Linked DNA regions of Homo sapiens: regions 1 and 2 are each linked to region 3. Evidence: chromatin loops called from intact Hi-C (ENCODE). Cell type or tissue: sigmoid colon. All regions are shown on one strand. Links, peaks and the distances in the headings refer to the core of each region. The heading gives the core; the rest is flanking DNA.

Region 1 (4,843 bases), core at 907-3,406, 130 kb before region 3:
CAATAACAATGAAAATAGCATTTCTCTAATTTTAGCTGCCCCACACTCTGTTATTGAGGACTTCCAGCCACTTAGTGAAGCAGCACTTTCAGTTCTAATTGAAGTCTCCTCTTCCCAGTTGGCAGAAACTTGTAGAAGTGACAGATAGCATACAAGCCTCAGAAGTGTACCTTCTCCGAATGCTGATACCTTGTCTTTGGACTGCCTTAGTACCTAGGGTCTTTTCTAAAAGTCTTGCTTTCTTGATGGCTGTCTGTGTCAATGCAAATAGAACCATGGCAGGCCTTCCTCACATTCCCTCCAGAGGTGCCTGGACATTTCAAATTGTGGAACTCAAGCTTCTGCCCTCATGGCATAGGTTAACATTCATCCACAGGCAATGATCAAGGTAGTCAATTACTACATGTGTTTGGTTGTTTTTAATAGACCTATTTATAATCCATAAGGAGATCCAGCTTGATAATATAATCAATTATAATAGATCCTTGGAAGTATATTTGATTATCAGAAAATAGCAAGCATAATTTTTCTATATGGCTCAAACTGACACAAAAGACGGATCCTAGAGAAGTTTGGGGAATTGGTATGGTCACAGGAACATGTGTACAGACGTTCAGGCCTATTTCTTTGGCAGATAGCATTTATCCAGAGGTTTAGTTTTGTTCTAAAGTTAATCTCGCTGCTGTTAGTCATACCTCCAGCATCATTCTACTTTGAATGTATGATAGGACAGGGGAGCAAAGTTTGCTGACTTTAATCAAGCCAGATGACTTTTCATATTCACACCAGCTGTTGGCATATGCTGAGTTTTACTTTATTTCCTTCTCCTGGGAGTCATTCATTAATAGGTATAAAGAATTGCCCTAAACATTTTTTTTGGCAACTTCACATTTCAATCCACAACTGCTAGACACACTAAAGTATTATATTTGCAGTTAGCCTATGCAGCGTGCAGATTTTTCCTAATAGAGTTCTACTTTAAGTCTGCCTCTGTTCTTATCCATAGAAGGGGAAAACTTAAGCCAAAAAGGAAAAAAAAATTGGATGATTGCCACATATCTCTGCAAATATGGGTTGGACGTGAAATAATTTAAAATGCGGTAAAACTTAGTAATTTAGCATATGGGTTAGTGAACATGCACATATTTTGCCAAGAGCCTGCACACAGATGAAAAGCCCATTTTCTAGACGCCAATTCATGGGGTTCTACAAGCCCCTTGTTTACTTTATTCATTGCAGAGCCTATTTTTATTTGTAGTTTTTGTGGCAAAATTGTTGGTAGCAACTATAAAACCCAGGCAAAAGTCTTAGGAATGATCCTTTGCTACCCACATTTATATCAGCAATCAGCGGGGTTGGGGGGTGGGCGGGGAGAAAGTGGATAAAGCAGTGAAATATAGACCTGCCAAGTGATTGCAAAAATTAGGAAACTCCTCTTGAAAGAAAGTAGTGGGTTATATACGGATGTTCTAACCTTTCATGTGTTGGATGTACCCCAGAAGTTATATATCTCTGTTGTCAGCAGCCACATGGAGGTAGATAAGGGGAGAGATTCCAGTCTCTTTCAGCATTCTGTGTATCATTTCCATGTACAAATATCTGCTTCAGTGTCAGCAGTTCTGTACAGAGAAAAAGCACGTGGAAGGGACGAAAGAACAGAGCAGCCAGGTTCCAAAGAACAGAGCAGCCAGGTTCCGAGTAGATAAGGCTGTCTGTCACCTTTTCAAGATTGACCTCAGCCTTTCAGGAAACCGAGGTAACAACATGAAACTAGTGAATTCCAGTGGAGAAACACTGAGTTGAATATTTTCAGCATCCTGGGTTTTCCAGGATTTTCACAAGTGAGAAATGCAGAGACGATGGTGATAGGGAAGCTCCAGCCTGGGCCACACAGCAGCGTCAGTGCCTGCAGGACAGCAGCTGGCACTGGTGGTGGTGAAGGCAGCGAGGCTGGTCCGAAGAAACAGAAGGAGCAGCAGATACTTTTGAACCTCATGTTAATACTCTAACAAAATCTCTTTTACTTCATTTATTACAAATTGGCAAAGGAAAAAGAAACCATGTTAACCAAACAAACAAAAACAATAAAAAGTTAAAAATAACAGAGCAGAAAGCATGACTGCAGAGTGCCAATGGTCATTGTTCTCTTTAGCTTGTGCTACTTAAGAAAGCTTCATCTGCTTTTTACTTTTTTGTTTTCCAGATTTTCTGTGATCACTTTCTTTCTCTTCATCCTCATGTATTTAATTTTTGTACTGATTTATTTATTAATCTGTGTTTTAAAAAATCATATCATGTTTCAATGTCGTGAGGTTCTATTAAGCTTAGATTGTAAATATTATATTCTAGAGAATTTACTGAGTCAGAAGAGAGATGAATAAAGCCAAGTTCATCAGTCGAAGCTTCAGGGACATTTAGATAAATAAACATAATCATTGCATTGACAATAGTTAAACACCATCTGGTGAGGATCAGTTCCTGAAATGGAAAAGCTGGGAGCCAAGTGAGTAAAGTGGGAGAGAGACTCCTTCTGGTCAGGGAAAACATAGAACTTGGGTTCAGCGTGGGAGTACTGCATTTTTAAATTTCTGTCTTAGCATCTATGGTTAGCGAAACCGTCCCCCTGCTCCCTAATAGAGAAGTCACTTTGAAGGTAGGTGGTGGCAATGTGGAGCTCTGACAGATAAGAGACCTCTAGAAATCAAATCCTTCATTACTGCTTCCCAATGAATCTGAAGTCATTGGAAATAGCAGAAAAATTATGTAAGTGCTGTGACATCTTACTCAGAGTTAATGGGGTTTCTCGTATACCTGCTATGTGCCAGGCATGGTGCTGGAGGCCATAAAGTCATGTGACCTTGAAGGACTTTTGGCTCCTACCATCAAGTTTTGGAAGAAGTTGAAAGGAGTCTTTGATAAAACTTGGTGAAACTCCAAAGTTAAATTAAGCAACAATTGATAAGAACTGGGGACCCATTTCTGCCTTGGCTCACATGATTACTTGCTCTTTCCTATTTCTCCTCCTTCTTTCTGGCCCTGATAATCCTGACAGTCCCCATTCCTGGTTTGGGCAGTGCCACCCGGCACAGAGTAAGAACTGGGCTGTCCAACCATGGACCCAAAGGGAGTCACAGCCAGACCTCAGAGGATTCTCAGCTTTCAAACCTATAGACCTGGATGCCAGGCCTCATTCTTTCACTTTCCATCTCTGTGACTATATTCATCAAAGCTTTCCCAGGAAATGGAACCAATAGGATTATCTATCTATCTATCTATCTATCTATTCATCTATCTATCTATCCCTCCATCTATCTTTCATCTATCATTACCTAAAGAGATTTATTATAAGAAATTGACTTATGAGATTATGGAGGTTGAGAAGTCCAAGATCTGCAGTTGACAAGCTAGAAACCCAGGAGAGCTGATAATGCGATTCCAGTCCAAGTCTGAAGCCCTGAGAAGCAGGAGAGTTGATGGCATAACTTCCAGTCAAAGTTTGAAGGCAGGAGAAGAGCCCTGTTCCAGCTCAAAGACACTCACAGAGAGAGAGAGAGTTCTCCCTTCCTCAGCTCTTTTGTTCCAATCAGGCCCTCAACAGATTCAATGAGCCCCACACACATTGAGGAGGGCACTGTGCTTTACTCAGTTCACCAATTCACATGTCAATTGCATCCAGAACCATCCTCACAGACACACCCAGAATAACGTGTGACCAAATATCTGGGTACCCTGTGGTCTAGACAAGTTGACATGTTTTGATGTGACCTTGGGCAAGTTGCTTAATCTCAGAGCACCTCAATCACACATTTGTAAAAATGGGACTAATTCCTCACTGGGCTAATAGGTTTAAATTGTAGGCAACATCTTTGGCACAGTGTCCGTTCAGTGGGAAGGACTTAATGATCAGCAGGTATCAATCATGTCCACAACAGTTATCATACCCCAGGAACTTTGTAGGTGTCAAGCTCTATGACACCAACGCTTTAGACATATTATCTCACTTAATGCTCACATCAACCCTATGAGGTGTTTTTATCCCCATTTTATAGTTGAGTAAACTGAGGCTCAGTGAGTTATACCTTGTCCCTTGGTCACACCAATAAGTAGGCCATAAAGCTAGTATTTGAACCAGATGTTCTAACCCCAGAGCAAGCTCATAGCTGTTACACTGTGTTTCCTCAAGCTAGAGGCCACACGAATTACATAAAAGTTAATTAGCCCACCATCATTACTTATTTTAATTTGTAGCATTACAATAGTATTATTCTCTACCATTTTTTATTATAAATACAAAGTATTCCAGCTATGTTATGTGGTAAGTAGGTTTTTATAAGGTAGCCTGGAAGCCTAACTGCCATTTATAATACCATTTCTGAAAATGTGATCTGAATTTTAAACAACCAACCTAAAAATGAGCTTTGAATAGTGACATGTTTTCAAGTTGGGGCCCATTTGCTGAAATCAGCAAAACGGGGTAATGCTGGTTCAAGTTGTTTCATTACAGGTTTCTTTAAACATTGTTGAAGGTTGTTCTATGAAAAGCTATGCTAGTGTCTCTCACAGCACTCCATATTATTGGACTAGGTAGCCCCAGGACACAAAAATCAAAAGTATTCCCCTGAGTACTCATCCAAGTCAGCAGGCAACTGAATTGTAGGCAAACTCTGAAGTAGGGGGAAATAAGGACAGATTTGCAAGTTCTAGCTTAGAAATTCAAGAGACTTTCAGGCACCCCACCATGCAGGCATCCCCAGTGCTCTGTCCCTGCAGAGGCAAGGGCTCCCACTTGCCCTGCCCACTTAGAGCAGCTTCACAAGCACTCGAACACTGGAAACAGAAGGGC
Region 2 (4,843 bases), core at 907-3,406, 340 kb before region 3:
AAATTTTGAGAAGTTCTTATTTTATCAGACACTAATACTGCTGATTCCTTAAGTGACTTTTTAACAGTTTCTAATTATCAAGAAATGAGGCAGTATCTTTCATTCTAAGAGCCTAACGCCTCATGAATTTAAAGAAGACTTTTTAAATTGTAAAAATAATATTATGATAAAGCAAAAACTCAAGCAGTGTAGATAGGTAGCAGATAAAAAGTAAGTCAAATCAGTTTCTAATATATTTATTTTGTATATACACTAAAATATGGTTCTAATATTTTTTCAATCTTAATCTTGGGTAGTTTAAGGAGAAAATTGTATCATGTCATCTGTAAAAGTGATAATTGGTATCCTTTCCAGTAGCCTTTTATATCATATTTACATAGTTATACAATTTATATTACACACACACACACACACACACACACACACACACTCACACCTGATAGAGTTGGCTTTTCTTTTTTTTTAATTTGATTCTAATGGACGTGCTTCTAGGATAGCATATCCCAAAAAGGTGTATATTAAAAATTGTTCAAAAGAAGTTTAATATGAGTATTGTGAAAAAGTTCTGCATTCTCAAATAAAAGTGGTAGAAAACACTATATTTAAGAGTTAAACTTGGTGTTTGGATTTCTCAGAGCCTTTAATAGGCTAATTAGGACTTTAAGGTGACTCTCCAAGGGGAACTGGTCTGTTTGGCAAACTGGTCCTTGACCTCAGGACATATGTACATGAAACTGTTATTAATCTTTTAGTATGTACTATATCACGAACATCTTCCTGTGTTGTTAAATATTCTTCTACAACTGTTTCTAATCAAATATATGGAAGCTGTTAATTTTCTTACACTCCTAACAGTTTTTGCTTTACATGTTTTCAGGTGCAGTTCAGATTTGTGGCCCTGAATTTTATACAATTTTAGGAGTCACTTTTTAGACAAAGAGTACAAAGTCAGAAGCACGAAATTGTTAGTATGCCTGTTTGTTTTCTGCTGCTATATCTTGAATGGGAATGTTGTCTGCAATGAACACAAAAATCTCTCTCTCTCAATATCTTTGCTTTATTTGATATTAAAATTGATCTCCCTGCCTTCGCTTTTCTCTTTGCTTTATCATTTTGTTTTTGTCAGCTTCTCTTGTATTTATTAGAAAAATATGAAAACCAAAAGAATTTGCCTTGTAATAAGATACATTAAATTACTTCTGAAAAGGTTTCATGTCATCCACAAATAAAGAGCTGATTCAGAAAAATTTTAATAGTAGTAATAGTATTTACAGAAACAATTCTAATACTAACAGTGGGTACTCACTATGTGCCAAGCATTGAGTTATCTACTTAATATGGATTACGTTTTGATAGCACAAATCCTATAAGATAGGTACTACTAATATTCACATTTCATAGATGAGAACGCTGAGGCATGCAGTATTAGACAGCCGTGAGTGTGGAGACAGATTCACACGGAGCCCACTGAGAGTCTGGCCTTTTATGAGGAAGCTTCCTCCCTCTCTTCAACAAGAAGTCCGGGTCTGCATCGCCCTGCTGAGGATGCTACTATGCAAACGCAGGGAGTCTACAGATTACAAGTGTAATAACATAATGGAATATTTTATATAAAATCTTGAAACAGACAGATTTCACATCAGGAACTGTTAGCATGATGTCATGTGATTCTAATGCCTATTAAATTTTAAAGATCAATCAATAAATTATAAATAAACAAATAGTGACCTACAAATGTCTAAGTGAAGGTGGGGGCTCCGGGGAGGGGGAGAGAATTTGAAAAGTCTGCTCGACCCCTTGGCAGCGATTCCAAGGCTAAGGGAAGCTCCCTCTCAGGTGCCTGACAGCAGGAGCAGCCGGATTTTGGAAAGGGAGGAGGCCGGGACGCATGCAGCTTGGTGGGGGCTGTGTCCGAGGTCCGCAGGGAGAAGCTGAGCGACAGCCCCAGCAGGGACCTACTGCTGGCGCCCACTCCCCGCGGCCGCTGGCCAAGTGTGGGCTCTCGGGTTCGTTTCCACCCAGCGCGGCGGTGTTATTCGGAGAAGGAAAATAAATGTCTGCGGTTGCTCTGCCGGGCTGCGGGGGCGGTGCCCTGGAAGGAGGGGCTGTGCATCTGCACCATTTCTAGGAATGTCCGCCCTCTGGGAACCCAGCCCTGAAGTGCTCTGAGAATGAGCCGTGTTTACGGAAAGCCTCTGTCTCATGCTCCGCATTCTCCGTTCTGATTCTGACCACAGCAAGAGTGGACGCTCTCCACGCCTGGAGATTCCCATTCCAGCTTAGCCTTGCCAGGCACCCATTCTTATCAGGGCTGCAAGATCTTTCCCCTTGGGACCCCAGGGTCCCTACATCCCCTCTCAAGGGCTTAAGCTGCTCTGATTTCAAAAGGCATGCATTAGGGTGCCCCCTCTGCAGCCTAACCACTTCCCACACTGCGGAGCAGAGCTGCTAACCAGTCCTCTCATTCCTGCTTGCTTTGGCTAGCTTTCAACACCCCAAATCACACACACCAAATGCAGGTGGCTCTACCTGGGAAGGGGAAACGATTTATTGTGAGGGGCATTTTGCATGTTGCTCAGTGAGATGAAGGCAAGCTTTGAGGAAAAAGTTCAGCTTTTTATTTGGCCTCTTATCTTTGAAAGTCTAATTAATGAATCCACAAGTAGAGCATTTACCTGGACATTATAAAATACTTTGGATTTTCCTAGCCTCTGTGCCATCCCCTGATGAACCCTGAAGCTCTCTTTTTCATTATGTGTCTCAGAGCAGGCAAACTCCAGGAAGCCCAGCCTGGCGAACGCTTCCCATCAGACAACTCTGTCTGGAGCCACCATTTGAAAATATCCCCAAGGCTATTGTATTCAACCTTTACTTAAAGATCATTTCTATGAGGCATCCAATTTCTGCGGCTCCCTTGGGCTGCGGTTTAAGACAGGCTTCACAGTATTTACTGTTTATAGTTTTGAGCTGACAGCTATTTAAGGGCAAGAGATTTCATCTGCCACCATGTCTCACAGCTTTTGCCACCAACACATTTACCAGACGGAACAAGCTGGAACTTTGTGAAACCAAGGAAACAAGTGTAATATGGTTTAGGGGGAAAAAAATTAAAATTTGGAGTTATTTTCCTGCTGATTGTTTCTGTGTGCTCCGTCACATTGAATTATGGGGAGCTGGCGTATCAATGGCATCTGTATGGCCTGCAATAATAGCCACTTGTTCATCAGACATGTAGGATGGTTGGCTCTACTGATCTTGGCTGAGATCACCTACATTCATGGCTGGCTGTTGGCTGGGGTGACCGGGGTGACTGATCTCTGCTTCCCACGCCTCTCATCCTCCAGCAGGCTAGCCTGGGCATGTCATCAGAGTAAAGCAGAAGCACAGCAGAAATACTCGCGGTCTCTTGAGACCTAGTCTCAGAATTAACTTACCATCAAGTCCAGTGAATTCTAGTCTAAAGAAAGTTCAAGGTCAGCCAATTTTTAAGGCAATGGGAGAATAAACTCTGGAAAGAACTGTAAAGTCACAAAAAAAATCACTGGACACAGGGAGGTTTGAAGTATTGGTGCTATTAATACGATCCACCATGGTTGTATACATGCCTTTCTCCTCTTCCCTGGAGTTCTTCCACCATGTCTTATTTATCTTTCTGTCTGCCAGTTCTTAGGACAGCACATGGCATGTAGTCAGTATTCACTAAGCAACCTTGCATTACTTTGCGCATGAGTGCACATTAGAATAGGCTCCGATACTACAACTACATTTTAATTTTTTTCTTGCAACAATTACATCAGTATTAGAGATGCCTCATTGCCCTCCACCCACACCTACTTCCAGCATTTCCTCTTTACATTTCCCTATCATGTGTCTAGGTCTGGATTATTTTTATTTATCTACTCAGCATCCAATGGAGCTTTTGATATATTGCATCATTTTTGGAAAAGATGTAACCATTTTCTGTTTGACGAATTCTCCTCCACAATTCTCTCTATTCTCTCCTTCTGGAATGCATATTATGTGTATGAATCAGACTTTTCTTATTACATCCTTCATGTTTCTTAACTTGTTTGTTTATCATCTTGTCATTCTCTTTTTTTTCTCCTCTTTTCTGTCTCAGGCTATGTCTAGTTTTGTTGTTGCTGTTGTTAATACTTCTCTCTTCAGTTATGTCTAATATGTTAACAGAGTACCTCACATAGGGGCTGTAGCTTAGAATCACCTGGCAGATTAACAAAATATCAATGCCTGGTCCCACCCCTAGAATTTCTGGTTTAATCGGTGTGGGTCAGGAGATGGACATCAATAACTATGATGCGTAACCAAGGTTAAAAACCATTGATTACAACTTTTTTTTTTTAGAATTTTTTCTCAGTGACTGTATTTTTTTCAGCGTTTCTACTGGAAAAAAAAATCCACTGACTCTTCTTTCATAAACTCTGTTTTTATTTTTATCATGCTATTTCTTCCATAGGACATTTCAAACAGGTATATTTAGATCTCTTTTAGATTGCTCCATTATTTCTAACTCCTAAAATGTAAATTCCCTCATTAGTTGAGTCTGTAGACTGTTATGATGTTGAACTTCTTCAAAAGCTTTATAATTTTTGACTATGAATTCATCTTGCATCTTGTGCCTTGGGTTATAAGGACCTCCTAATGGATTGTTTTCACACTTGCCTGTGCCTGGTCCTGTGGATTTCATCGGCTCCCAGTGATGTTTTATGTAAGTGCATCTTCTTAAGGTTTATACTACACACACAGCTCCGACTCAGGGTCTGTATCTAGCCACACATAGGCTTGGTGTTCTGAGCTCAAGCAAGTAACATGTTTCACAGCCATT
Region 3 (4,843 bases), core at 1,044-3,543:
CATAAAATAATGGCTGCCAGTGAGTCCTTCTTATGTGGTACTCTTCAGCTTGCCTTCCCCTTCACAGTGATGCTGTAAGACAGGTATTATTCTCATTTTAAAGGAATAAATCGAGTCACCTCCAAGACCACATAAACTAGAAAGCAGAGTACTGGGATTCAGCTTGAAGATGCTGCTAAATTATTCTCACTGTCCATGAGCTTGAGTCTCCCCTTTGTGCCTGGAGTATTAAGGGGAAGAGGACCATTATATTTTTCTCACAGACATTCTCTCCTACTCCCATCGTTCTATTTCCTGCTAACTCCTGACCCCATTCATGTGGCAAAAGAAGAGGCTAGATTGAGCTGAGTGAGAGCAGGTGTTGGAGGAGGCAAAGAATGGAGAGAATTTCCTCAGTCATGGAATTCTATGTGATTGATTTGGGGTGGTCATGGTGTTTCCTTCACCTGACCAGCAATCTTGAAGCATCATCAGTGGTCCGTAAGATGTACATATGGTCGGGGCCTTCTCTGACCTTTTATGTTTCCTTCTAGCATTATCCAGGTGAATGCTGCCTTCGGGTTTCTGGTGTCTGTAAGTCTCCTGCACAGTACCCTGAAATGTCAGGATTTATCAGGAGTAGTCTCAGCAATGACAAAGCCCACCTGGATTTGTGTTTTTGCTTTTATTTCCTGCTTGTTTTTCCTATTAAGTGTGATCACTCCTCTTCTTCTCCACTGGAAGATAAGCTTGACATGGGGAAGATCGTTGACTCGTGTTCACAGCTGAATCCCCGGAATTGTTCCTGACACACAGGAGGAACTGGAGGCCTATTTGTTAAATGAATGAATCAATCAATAAATGAATATATGCTAGTGATTAGCCCAAATAAAGCAGGAACCCAATTGCTATGTTCTATATGAAGGTAATCAGTTGGGATAGGCTCCTTGTAAAAACAAAAAAAAAGAAAAGAAAAAAAGAAAACAAACAAACACAAAAAAAAACAACCCAATGGTTGATTTCTTATACCTGGCATGTGGCTTTTGGGAGTCAGCAAAAGGCTGTGTTCCTACAGTCCCTTAGGGAGCCAGGCTGGGGAGCAGCACCAGCCCTTCTCTGGAGCTCCTTGTCTGAGGGATACGGAGCTAGGTAGAGATGCTCCGACCTAGAAGTGAAACACATCACACTCACAGGTCCTGGCCAGAACTAGTAACGTGGTTCTACTCCACCACAATGGGCCAGGAAATGCAAACTTCCCACTGGCCTGCAAGGCAGGAAGCTGGGACTATTTGGTAAATTGCATGTCTGGTACCACCAAAAACAAGTGAAACAGTGACTCTGTAGGCATCAAAGTTCAGTGTGTAGATTCAGAACACTAGAGCCAGGAAATGGAAGGAGGTGAACATAGAAGATGGCCAAACTAGCTGCATTCAGCGTAGCACTCTTCATAAGCTGTCAGAGGCAGTGCTTGCAGTGTGGCTACAGCCGCACTAGGCAACACAATAATTGACACACAAGAAGAGCTCAAAAAAGATTTGCTGAATGAATGATCACACAAAACACGAATTCTATAGAAGAAATAGAATCAGAATGAGGCTGACTATTGCTGCTTCTATTTGGAATGGTATTGTTTCATGGAAGGATGTGGGTTCATGTATAAGCTACATCAGATAGCTCACTTTTCATTTCCCTGGAGTTAAAACATGTGGCTCTTCAAAGTCACACACACAAGGCTGCAGAAACCCAATACATTGGACAAGAGGCTATAGCCGTAAGTCCTGGGACTCCTGCCATATGAAAACACCCTCCCGTCCTGGAAGATTTCTGCCTCCTCAGATGGGGGCTTGGATCAAGTGCTCTGCTACCCTGGTCTCTCCAGGTTTGAGATGCTGTTATTCTCTGATCCTGGTTTTGGCTTTAGCACTGAGTTATATTATATTGCTGAGGTCATTGTTTATTCTACCACATGGTTGTAGTGGCCTCATTTTATAAATGAAGGAACAAAGAACAAGAAAGTTCATGTAGAGTCCAGTCTCACACTCTAGTTTTATGCTGAGGCCAGGGCAGTGAAACAAGATTCAGTGTGGGTGGTGAGTATGAGTGTGTGTGATGTGTGGTGTGTGTGATACATATATGTGTGTGTGTGTTATGTATGTAGTATGTATGACTGCATGTATGGTGTATGTTGTGTGTGTGACTGTGTGTGTGGGGGGGTGCATTTTTACCTCTGCTGAAACAGCAGTTCAGGTAATAGAAGCCTCCTGTTCAACCACAAAACAGATTGTTTTCCTCCAAATTCCTCGGACATCGTGGAGCCCTGAGTCAGGATCACTATCTCCACCGTGGAGAGGGAAGATTAACCTGAAAGCAATGTGCAGGAGAGTTGCAGGCACTCTCCCTCAGTGGCAAACTAATGCATGGAAGGCACTCACGAGAAGCATTGAATAGATGCCTCAGATGTGGAATTATACATGCTACTTGATGCACAAAGCCAGGCTACCTGAAAGTTCCTTCTAAAGTTTTAAAAAGAGTGTGAATCTGTGCTGCAAATTTGAAGGCAGTTCCAATTTGGACAGAAAGCTCCCTCTGCTGGCTCCAGAGCTCCCCATTTTCTTAGCGTTAGACAGTGCAACATACTCCACCTGGCAGGGCACAGCCGAAGGACATGGGATCATGGCATGTATGTGCTGAATTAGCGATACCTGGAATGATAGGACATGGCTCAGAAAGGACACCAAAGAAAAAAGGAGCAAGTGGCCTTTGGCGGGGGAAGGAAATGCTACTGACACAGCCAGAGCCACTTCTCAAAAAATAGTCTTAAAAAAAATATGAAACAGCATTTGCACAGATTAAACACTCAAGTTATCCCCTCCATCCTACAATTCACTCTGACTGAAGCATTTGAGCACAAATTATACTCTCAAAGTTTTCTTAGGAACTTATAGTAAATAGAAACTCAAGCTAAAGTTCATCTTAGGAATCTGTCAACCTTACAATGTTTATTTGGAATAAACTCCCTCTCCACGGCAGAGATAGTGATCCTGGCTCGGCGCTCCACGATGTCCGGATAATTTGGAGGAAAACAATCTGTTTTGTGGTTGAACAGGAAGCTTCCATCACCTGAACTGCTGTTTCAGCAGAGGTCAAAACCTGCCACACACACACACATGCAGCCACACACATCACATATGCACACCATACATGTAGTCATACATACTACATACACACAACACACACAGTCACACACATATATATACCACACACACCACACATCACACACACTCATACTCACCACACACACGTTTGTACACACATGTACATGCAACCACAGACCCTAAACACTGATACTTACCACTCACACACACAGTCACACACGCTTATCCACACATGTTCACACCACACACCCACAAAGTCAAGCACATTTTTACTTTCTAAAGTTTTAAAGTCTGTGTGCTCAAATTTAAAACTAGGATCTTATTTGGTAAGTACTCCACACCCCACTCATGCCCAAAAATTTTTCAATTATATCTTCTGACAGATTTGAAATTCCTGAGTAACTCATTCCTTAAGAGGTCACTCTAACCTCTGAAACAGATTTTAGGGGAAAGAGGGTGCCAGAAACCACTCAGCCTAGTGAGACCAGTTTTACAAGTACATGGAGAAGGTGAATATGAAAGGTATAATTTCCAGAGTTCAAACAAGTGTTTCAACCCTTAGATGCCTCTGCTACCCTCTTCCTATAGCCTGAAATATAGAATTTAAGCTCTACTTTTTTGGTCTAAAGCCATGTGACCCTTTTAAAGGGACATGTTAGTCAAGGAGTACAAGGTTTCGGTTTCGTAAGATGAATAAATTCTAAGATCTTACTTATAACATGGTGACTAGAGTTTCCAAATCTGTATGAATCCTTGAAATTTGCTAAGATGGTCTTTGGTGTTCACACTCACACACACATACACACACGCAACTACATGAGGCAACAGATATGTTAATTAACTTGATTAAAGTGATATTCCACAATGTATAAGTATATCAAAGCATCAGGCTGTGTACCTTAAATATACACAACTTTTATTTGTCAATTATACCTCAACAACCCTGGAAAAATAAGATAAAAAGAAATAATGACTTAGACCAAGAGGTTATTAGATAATCTCTTAAAAACAGATTTTGTTGGAGGCAGGAGGAGCAAGGGAAGGAAGGAGCCCTAAGATACTGGGCATCACATCTAAAGAGAAGTTGGGGGAGGTGTGACAGCACTAAGTGGGAGATGACTTCTAGAATGAAGAGCCTTGAATTTGCTAACAGGAGGCTTGGATCAGCTCACGGTGTTGCTAAGCCAGGATGTGGTTTGGGGTTATTAATGAGCACTGATGGCTCTTCATTGCCACGTACTGAGTGCTGTGCCATGGGTCAGATACTGTGCCCAGTTCCCTATCATGGAATCCTCTCACACAATCCTGTGAGGAAGAGACGCATCTCTCAACTTACAAATAGAAAACGAAGGTTTGGTACTTAATCCAGGGTTAGGGAGTTTTGCTCTAGGAAGCAAAACCACCTAAGTGCCCTAATAGGGACTGCTCAAATAGCCATGAATGGAGTCATTGCTATTTTTCTACTGTTTTCACCACAAACAAGACTAATTCTGAATAATAAACTCCTGAACAGTATCCTGTGAGTACCAGCACATTCTTCCAAGGTCATCCTTCAGCCCTCCCTTTAGTGATGAAGATTTTGAATGCCAGAGGGGGCCAGTAGCGAAGCAGTATTGCTCACGAGATGCACAAGCTGCCCCCACCCCTCATTAGGGCAGGACCAAGAGCCAGCCACGATTCTAGAAAAGAAACCAGGCGGAGCACAGTGG

Evidence for each region. Hi-C counts contacts between places; a loop is a spot of excess contacts. Peaks named below come from ENCODE experiments on the same cell type or tissue, not always from the same donor. Only the 100,000 strongest peaks of a DNase experiment are listed, where the experiment ranks them.
Region 1: it touches region 3 in a loop (4-fold over the local background); 13 of 110 quality-filtered maps call a loop at or near these places.
Region 2: a loop joins it to region 3, with 2.6 times the contacts of the local background. A loop is called at or near these places in 2 of 110 quality-filtered maps.

What each region holds. Positions count from the first base shown.
Region 1 is chr7:42,698,083-42,702,925 of GRCh38, forward strand. All of the region lies in intron 1 of LINC01448 (long intergenic non-protein coding RNA 1448), which reads right to left. Among named protein-coding and RNA genes, the nearest start is that of LINC01448, 5.9 kb to the right of the region's middle. In sigmoid colon, for the core only: no CTCF peak of the experiment used is centred there; a DNase peak (open chromatin) is centred at 1,934; H3K27ac peaks cover 468 bases.
Region 2 is chr7:42,491,598-42,496,440 of GRCh38, forward strand. No RefSeq gene overlaps it. Among named protein-coding and RNA genes, the nearest start is that of LINC01448, 210 kb to the right of the region's middle. RefSeq lists enhancers at 1,911-2,411, 2,013-2,307 and a silencer at 2,013-2,307. In sigmoid colon, for the core only: no CTCF peak of the experiment used is centred there; DNase peaks (open chromatin) are centred at 1,486 and 2,144; H3K4me3 peaks cover 1,118 bases; H3K27ac peaks cover 1,394 bases.
Region 3 is chr7:42,829,282-42,834,124 of GRCh38, forward strand. No RefSeq gene overlaps it. Among named protein-coding and RNA genes, the nearest start is that of C7orf25, 80 kb to the right of the region's middle. In sigmoid colon, for the core only: a CTCF peak has its summit at 2,583 (motif pointing left); a DNase peak (open chromatin) is centred at 2,600.